3 separate regions of the Homo sapiens genome follow, and all the other regions are linked to region 1. Evidence: chromatin loops called from intact Hi-C (ENCODE). Cell type or tissue: endothelial cell of umbilical vein. All regions are shown on one strand. Region 1 overlaps SCN1A (sodium voltage-gated channel alpha subunit 1). Region 2 overlaps SCN1A-AS1 (SCN1A and SCN9A antisense RNA 1). Region 3 overlaps SCN7A (sodium voltage-gated channel alpha subunit 7).

Region 1 (2,500 bases):
CTTAGGAAAATAGCTATTAAGATTTTGGTACATTCATATCCTTTTTCAAGTGATTAATATTAACTATTTGTACATGATCTGTAAGCACTTTATAGCTAAATATCAAATTAAGTTGGGAAATGTCCATATTATATAGTTTTCATCACTCTCATTTTGCATCTTTGTCATATTAGCCTCATTCTTAAAGTTCATTAATCACATAGACATTACTGAAACATGTACTCTTTAACATTTTATATATTATATATAAACATGTATTTATGTACTTTTGTTATCTTTCTAAAAACACTTATATGTATTGAATCCTACAAATCTAAAGTAAGATAACCATGTTTACCTCTACCATCTTTATACAAAGTTTGTGATGGTGTAGAATTTTCAGTGAGCAATGATATGATAACAGAAAAATCTACTTCCAGACTCAAGTTTATCCATAGTTATGATATAAAACACTTCAGTGTATCTTAGAATAAACCTTTAAGTATATTTTCTGTCAGAGAATGTCAGGAGTCTTTGGCCAGTACTTAGTTAATTCTTGAAATTTCCTGATGATTTTTGTGAAGGAAGTACTGGAATATTGGCTGAATTTCAAATTCAAGTCATGAGTTATGATGCTGCCATGCAAAACTGTTTGCTTAGTAAAGACTCCGGAAGTTAATGAGAGAAGTTGGCATATATTTCCAAATGGTCTTAAGGGATTTGGTTTCATGATTCCCATTGGTGTTAAAAAGGACTCCACGACTAAATTCATTTGTTAATCAATTTAGGAAAACAATTCACTTCTGATTGTATCTTGTTTGATAGCTTTGACAATAATAGATATTAAAATACCATTATAATTATCATAAGCTCATACTTTTTTTTAAAGGATTCTAAAATTTGAACGGCCATTCTAATTTTAATATGACAGCAAGAAATTTCTTTAGTGGTATAAATATGCTATTACTAAAATTAAAAGATTTGAAACATAAAAATCATATGATAGGGTTTTTATACTTAGGGAAGTTTCCTTGTCCCAGTTTGTATTCCTAGCGCCATCATGTGGTCATTTGATGAAAACTTTCTTTTTCAATTATGGAAAATTTTTGTTTTGGCAGTAAACTATAGTGGAAAGAATATTGGATCTTAATGTAGGAAACTTATATTCTAGTCCTGGACCCTTTATCTGATTCCTCTAGAGCTTAGTAAGGCCTTATTTCCCTGATTTTTAAAATATAGTGATAAACTAATTTTTAGGGTCCCTTTCAGTTTTATAATTCTGTTATGTCTGTTCATTTGTTTTAGCTACCACTTAGAGTATATTTACTTACGTACCGTGACTGTTCCAAGCATTTCCAATACATTAACTCATTTAATCTGCATGTAGAAATGGTTACATTACAAAATGAGTACATTATTAGCTCCATTGTAGAGAAGTAGGAAGAGATACAAGGCAATGGCACAGAGAGGTTGAGTCTCTTGGCCAACATCACTTTGCTATGTTGAATTTTAATTACATTCCCATCATGTTAAGTGTCAACCTTCAAGAATATTCACTTTTAATGTTATCGAATCCTGCTGCACTTGTATAAACTCAGTCAAAATAGAGCAACCCAACAATTAGCATCGTGCTGTACTTTGACTACAAATTGTTTTCATGCGTTGAACTGTGTTGGATAAGATGTGTTTAAGAAATTACAATATTGCAGATAAGTGGCCTTCCTCAACAATTTACTAGTTTATTCACCTGAATGAGCTCAAGTCAATACTTTCTGCTGAAAAACTGTGCAACTCCAGGTAGCACAAAAATAGTCTTCCCACTGAAGTTCTCTGGGAGGTGAATATATTGATTTAATAATAGTTGTAAAAACAACACCTTATACTGATATAATGCTTTCATATACATTACCTCATTTAATCTATACAAATACTCAGTGAAGGTGATATTATTACCCACATTTTACACATGAAGAAATTGAAATGTAAGGAGATTAGAAGACTTGCCCACAATGCATTTATCCCTGAATTTTGGCTAAGCTGCAGTTTGGGCTTTTCAATGTTAGCTTTTTGTAATATAACACTTGGATTTTGATTTTCTTTTGTGTGTTCCTTAACAATAACCTACATTATTCAGCATGCTAATTATGTGCACTATTTTGACAAACTGTGTGTTTATGACAATGAGTAACCCTCCTGATTGGACAAAGAATGTAGAGTAAGTTCAACTTATATTTTTAATAACATATATACATTTGGGATTTTGAAACTGTGTCTTAATGTAGTCTTAAAATAAAACTGAAGAGCATTTTATTAAAGTCATTCCTAGACAAAATTACGCAGCAAGAGGACAATGCTCATTGGCCCTCAGGCCTGCTGGCGTTATACTGATTATCACTCTCTTTTGCCTGTACCTGGTGTTCACCTGAAGACCACCACTCTTGGACATTTACCCCTTTTTCTTTAAAATCTACAGTAGCCAAACCAAATGTGGTCAAAGCAATTGCAGAAAAGAGCCAATATG
Region 2 (2,500 bases), 120 kb before region 1:
TTGCTAGGGATCTAGATTGCATGGTCCATATAAGACTCTAATGCCTGATGATCTGTTACTGTCTCCCATCATCCCCAGATAGGACCTCTGGTTGCAGGCAAACAAGCTGAGGGCTCTCACTGAATCTACATTATGGTGAGTTATATAATTATTTCACTATGTATTAGAATGTAATAATAATAGAAATAAGGTGCACAATAAATATAATGTGTTTCCCATCATCCCAAAACCATACCCACCTCCCCAGTCCATGGAAAGATTACCTTCCACTAAACCGGTTCCTGGAGCCAAAGAGGTTGGGGGCCACTGTTGTATAGTATCTCACAGGCGTTCTCTGGATGTCTTGAATTTGCATATCAGCCTGTAGTGATTGCGGAAAATTTTGTGAACTACATCCTCAAATGTGTTTTCCAAGTTGCTTACACTCTCCTTTTCTTTCAGAAATGCCAATGAGTCACAGGTTTGGTCTCTTTACAAAATCCCATATTTCTCAGAGGTTTTGTTAACTTTTGAAATTCTTTTTTTTTTTCTTTGTTTTTGTCTGACTGGGTTTATTTGAAGGACAAGTCTTCAGGATCTGACATTCTTTCCTCATGTTGGTCTATTAGGTTGTTAATAGTTCCAAGTATATTATAAAATTCCTGTAGTAAGTTTTTCAATTCCAGAAATTCCGTTTGGTTCTTTCTTAAAATGGTTATATCATCTTTCCACTCTTGGAATGTTTTACTTGCTTCCTTGGATTGTGTTTCAGCGTCTCCAGAATCTCGTTGACCTTCTTTGCCATCCAGATTCTGAATTCTGTATCTGTCAGGGCTGGTGTTCCTATAGCTTTTGGAAGTTGCTGTCACTTAGACAAAGCTTTTGTTTTTATATTATATCCCTAGAGGGTTTGACTTTGGTTTATGTTGAGTATGATCTACTGTCTTCATTTTTTTTTTTTTTTTTTTTGTACTTTCAAAGGCCGAGGCTCTGTGCCTGATCTTTTTTTTTGTGGCTAGATTCCTGCATTGGATTTCACCAGCAATGTGCACTGGGAGAATTTTTATTTGGTGGTGTAATCCAGGCTTGATCCAGTAGATGGCGACGGCGCGTAATATTAATAGTAAGGGCTGGCAGATAGGCTCTTAGGCGCTCACCTGTTTTGTATTTCAGTGCATTTGCAGCGGTACTCTCGGGTGTGGGAGATGGGGGAGGCACGAGATGACCCTGTCACCAAGTCCATGGGCCTTGCGGGGACCCCCTCCAATCATTGGGCGGCACTAGCCTTTCCTTAGCCCGAGGGGCCCTGGTTGCCTGCACTTCTCCGTTCCTTAGGGGTGGCCCTAACCCATGGTTGTTAGGTTGTTATGATCCAGCTCCCTGGATCTCATAGCAACCTAACAACCTTAGGTGCCCACTGGTCCCCTGTACTTTGCAGAGTCAGGGCAGTTTGTAGGATACATCTGTGGTTTATGTTTTGATGCAGTGGGTCAAAGGTGGAGGATCCCTGGGTAGGGCAGGATTGCCATGGTTGTGCAACCGGTGTGGCCCCCATGGCCCAGGGTTCTTTGCCCAGCAGACAGTTGTGGGGTCTGCGCAGCTCACGCTCCCCCAACCAGGTCTCTTTCCGGGGTCTGCCCCAGTAGCTGGACCAAACCAGCTAGTTTTGTCCCAAGCATTCTGCACCCGGATCACTGGGTTAATTGTTCCCATCTGTGGGGCTCCCTCAGGCAGAGCTCGCAAGCAGGCTACACCCTTCCCGGGCTGGTCTTGTGGAGGGAGGCACACCCAGCTCCGGCGCCGGCCCTTGAGCATATATGCCTCTCTCAGTGCTCTGAGAGTGGGGGCTCCTCCTCCGCTTGAGCTTCAGCGACAGATTTCAGCTCCATATTCCTTAGCTGTGTGCTCAAATGTTTGGGTATTGGGACCAGGCCCATTGATCGCCAGGGTTGATTTGGCTGATCTCGCTGGCTAGGCAGGTGTCCCCTTCCTCCTTCACCGCCCCAGGTGCGAACCTCCCAAAGCTGCCCGCTCTGCCGAAGAGGATGACCATCTCCAACAGAAGGATAGAGGAGAACCAGTCTTCGGTCAAGGATATACAAGTAGCTGCGCTCCCCTGCTAGGACCTCCAAACAAGCTTTCCAATGCCTGTAGGGGTCGTGGGATCTCTTGTAGCTAGGATTTCAGAGGTCAGTGGCGGGAGTGTTCTTTCACTTCCTTAGGACCTGGAAGCCTAGAACACTTAGGACCTGGAAGTGTTCTTTCACTTCCTTAGGACCTGGTCCTTTCACTTCATTAGGACCAGTTAAGGGCTGGGAGCCGGTTCTGACATTTGGCAACTCCGTGCAGGGTCCCAGCTTCCTCCCTCTTCCACCTCGTTGTCTGCATCGCCTCTCTATTTACTTTCAGTGTTTTCTCTCAAAAGATCTGTTCAAAGTGCGATGGCTTATTTCATATTTTGATTTCTCTTGCTGGGAGCGTAGCTTCCCGGCTCAATCTAGTTGGCCATCTTCTCCCCTCT
Region 3 (2,500 bases), 360 kb before region 1:
ACCCCATATACATATGCATATTACCAAAATTGTCTCCATTTTAAAAATACGGTTGTCAGAAAATGAAACTTGGATCAGTTAACAAACTTTAAAATTATACAAACATTGTATACCCTAAGTGGTTACTCACTGAATGAAAGAAAAGTTTGAATTTTAAGATAAATTTACTTTTTTAATGTCACAATCACAAGTGATGATTTCTTACCTCTCCTGTCTTCATCACTCACATGTTAAAACCTCTTCTGAACAATGTAAAGAAAATTAATAGATTGAATATTATAAAATGGCCAATGTCTGAAAAATGTAAAGAAAATAGATTGAATATTATAAAAGGCCGGTGTTCAATCTTTTGTACCTGAAATGGAAATCCCATAATGCTCGACCTAATAGAAAAAAATGGAGTCTGTGACCACCACAAGTAGTATAAGTATGTAGCTATACAGTGACCCATTGTATACAGAAATGGGAGAATACGTTCAAATGTACCTTTTATTTTATAATACATTTATGTGTTTTTGCATTTTTATTTACATAGATTTTTTTCATATCAGTCTGCCACTTTAATTACTACGTAATATCACATATTCATTGCTATGGTAGAATCCAGTGAGAAAATTATTAACGTTTAACCTTTATCCCTATAGTTTATTGTATTATGTGTTACATTTAAACTGTTATTAATTAAGAAACCATAACACTTAAACTCCTTCCACTTGGTGAAATGTGGATGTTTATTTTTCTCTATAAATACAAACAGAAATATAAATGATTTTAAATATGTATTTTATTTAAAAAAATAATTTCAGAAATTTTAATAATTTCACTTTTATGATTGTGTAAAGTACTTAAGTACATTAGTTATATTTGTATATGTATACTTAGCCCGTGATTCATTATAATATTCTTGTAATTCATACAAATGTATCGTTGACTCATTATAATAGTACTTAGGCCTGATCTATCTGTTTCTTAAATACATTTGATTTATTTGTGTTGGGAAATTAATATTTTGATTATGTAGTAAATACATAAAATTCCAAATGTGGCAAAATTCCAATTATACACCTCAAAAACAAAAAATCTAAAATAGTAATTGTAACATATAATAAGAAACAGACTTCATTTAACCATATCATGAAGATCCACAAGGTGGTGATATTGCCCAGTGCTTTTAAACCAAAATAAGGTGGCAAATAAGCTGAAAATAAGGTGGTTGAATGGTTTGATAAGATTGAAGTTAAAATGACAAAACAGCCTAGGCACGGTGGCTTACACCTCTAATCCTAGCAATTTGGGAGACCGAGGCCAGCAGATTGCTTGAGCTCAGGAGTTTGAGACGAGCCCGGGTAACACAGTAAGACCCTGTCTCTACAAAAAATACAAAAATTAGCCAGGTGTGGTGTGTGCAAGTGTAGTCCCAGCTACTTGAGATGCTGAGGTGAGATGAGGTGAGAGGATCACCTAAGGCTGGGAGGTCGAGGCTGCAGTGAGCCGAGATTGCTCCACTGCACTCCAGACTGGGTGACAGAGTGAGACTGTCTCAAAAAAAAAAAAAAAAGACAGCCACATTTCCAGTATAAATACAGTTTAGTGATAGGAAAACATTATAGAATATTCTGACATGTAAACTACAGAGGGCCTATTTACTCAAAATACACATGCACACACACACACACCCCCCTAAGTAAATATGTAACTAAAATAAACTCTTTTTTATTTTCAAAAAACGGGATAATACCAGTTCTTTTTCCTAATAAGTTTAGACATATAGGGAGGAAAAAAAAGTAACAAAATCAGCAAGTTGTCTGCCCCAATTTAGAGAAAAGGAGGAAGAGATTTGCCAGGGAAACTGACTCTGTCAGAAATTAGGCCCTGTACCATTTAATGCTGTACATTCATTAGAATGGCAATGAAACAATGGCTGTGGACAATTCAAGGTCAGGAAAATAGTAGCCATGCTTAGGTCAAAGTCAGGTTCAGACCTGAAGCCTCATCTCCACCTCTGGAAGTTCTGTAAATTATCTCTGAAGATATATCATTGAGTATATTAGGAAGTTACATGCTTACAAAATTAATGATTTATGTATTTAATAAGTTTAAGGTCTTAGGTGCTGTCTACTTTTCAAATATATGTGTCAACTATATCCACTCTTTTTATTCTTTATATGTAGATTTTCTAAAAGACATGGCATTTTTCTTCAGCAGAACAATTAATGGACCTTTCAAAATATTTAAAAGTATTAACAAAAGATCTGTGATCTAGTTTTAGAAATAAAAGTGTTACTGAAATCATAGTTAAAAGCCTAAATATTAATTCAAAGACAGGCAACTATGGAACATAAGGAAGAGTATGCAGGCAAAAGGATTAGTATCTAGTAATGGCTGAAGGAAGGGAAGGTTAGAATGGTAGAAAACAGAATCAGTGGTGCCTCAGGAAGAAAGTGAAAGAAGGTCAGGAGAGGGAAATCAAAAGTATAAAATTAAGAGAGGCCAGGCACAG

Evidence for each region. A loop is a pair of places that touch in the nucleus more often than their neighbours do. Peaks named below come from ENCODE experiments on the same cell type or tissue, not always from the same donor. Only the 100,000 strongest peaks of a DNase experiment are listed, where the experiment ranks them.
Region 2: a loop joins it to region 1, with 6 times the contacts of the local background. A loop is called at or near these places in 24 of 110 quality-filtered maps.
Region 3: a loop joins it to region 1, with 7 times the contacts of the local background. A loop is called at or near these places in 13 of 110 quality-filtered maps.

The regions. Positions count from the first base shown.
Region 1 is chr2:166,056,105-166,058,604 of GRCh38, reverse strand. It overlaps SCN1A (sodium voltage-gated channel alpha subunit 1), which reads left to right. Exons shown (of 29, transcript NM_001165963.4): 5 at 1-35; 6 at 2,105-2,194. Among named protein-coding and RNA genes, the nearest start is that of SCN1A-AS1, 24 kb to the left of the region's middle. In endothelial cell of umbilical vein, a CTCF peak has its summit at 1,017 (motif pointing left); a DNase peak (open chromatin) is centred at 614; H3K27ac peaks cover 669 bases.
Region 2 is chr2:166,180,346-166,182,845 of GRCh38, reverse strand. The region is part of intron 3 of SCN1A-AS1 (SCN1A and SCN9A antisense RNA 1); the gene reads right to left. It also overlaps the pseudogene RN7SKP152. Among named protein-coding and RNA genes, the nearest start is that of SCN1A, 54 kb to the right of the region's middle. In endothelial cell of umbilical vein, a CTCF peak has its summit at 1,092 (motif pointing right); a DNase peak (open chromatin) is centred at 1,075.
Region 3 is chr2:166,418,420-166,420,919 of GRCh38, reverse strand. All of the region lies in intron 20 of SCN7A (sodium voltage-gated channel alpha subunit 7), which reads left to right. Among named protein-coding and RNA genes, the nearest start is that of SCN9A, 44 kb to the right of the region's middle. In endothelial cell of umbilical vein, a CTCF peak has its summit at 1,149 (motif pointing right); a DNase peak (open chromatin) is centred at 1,159.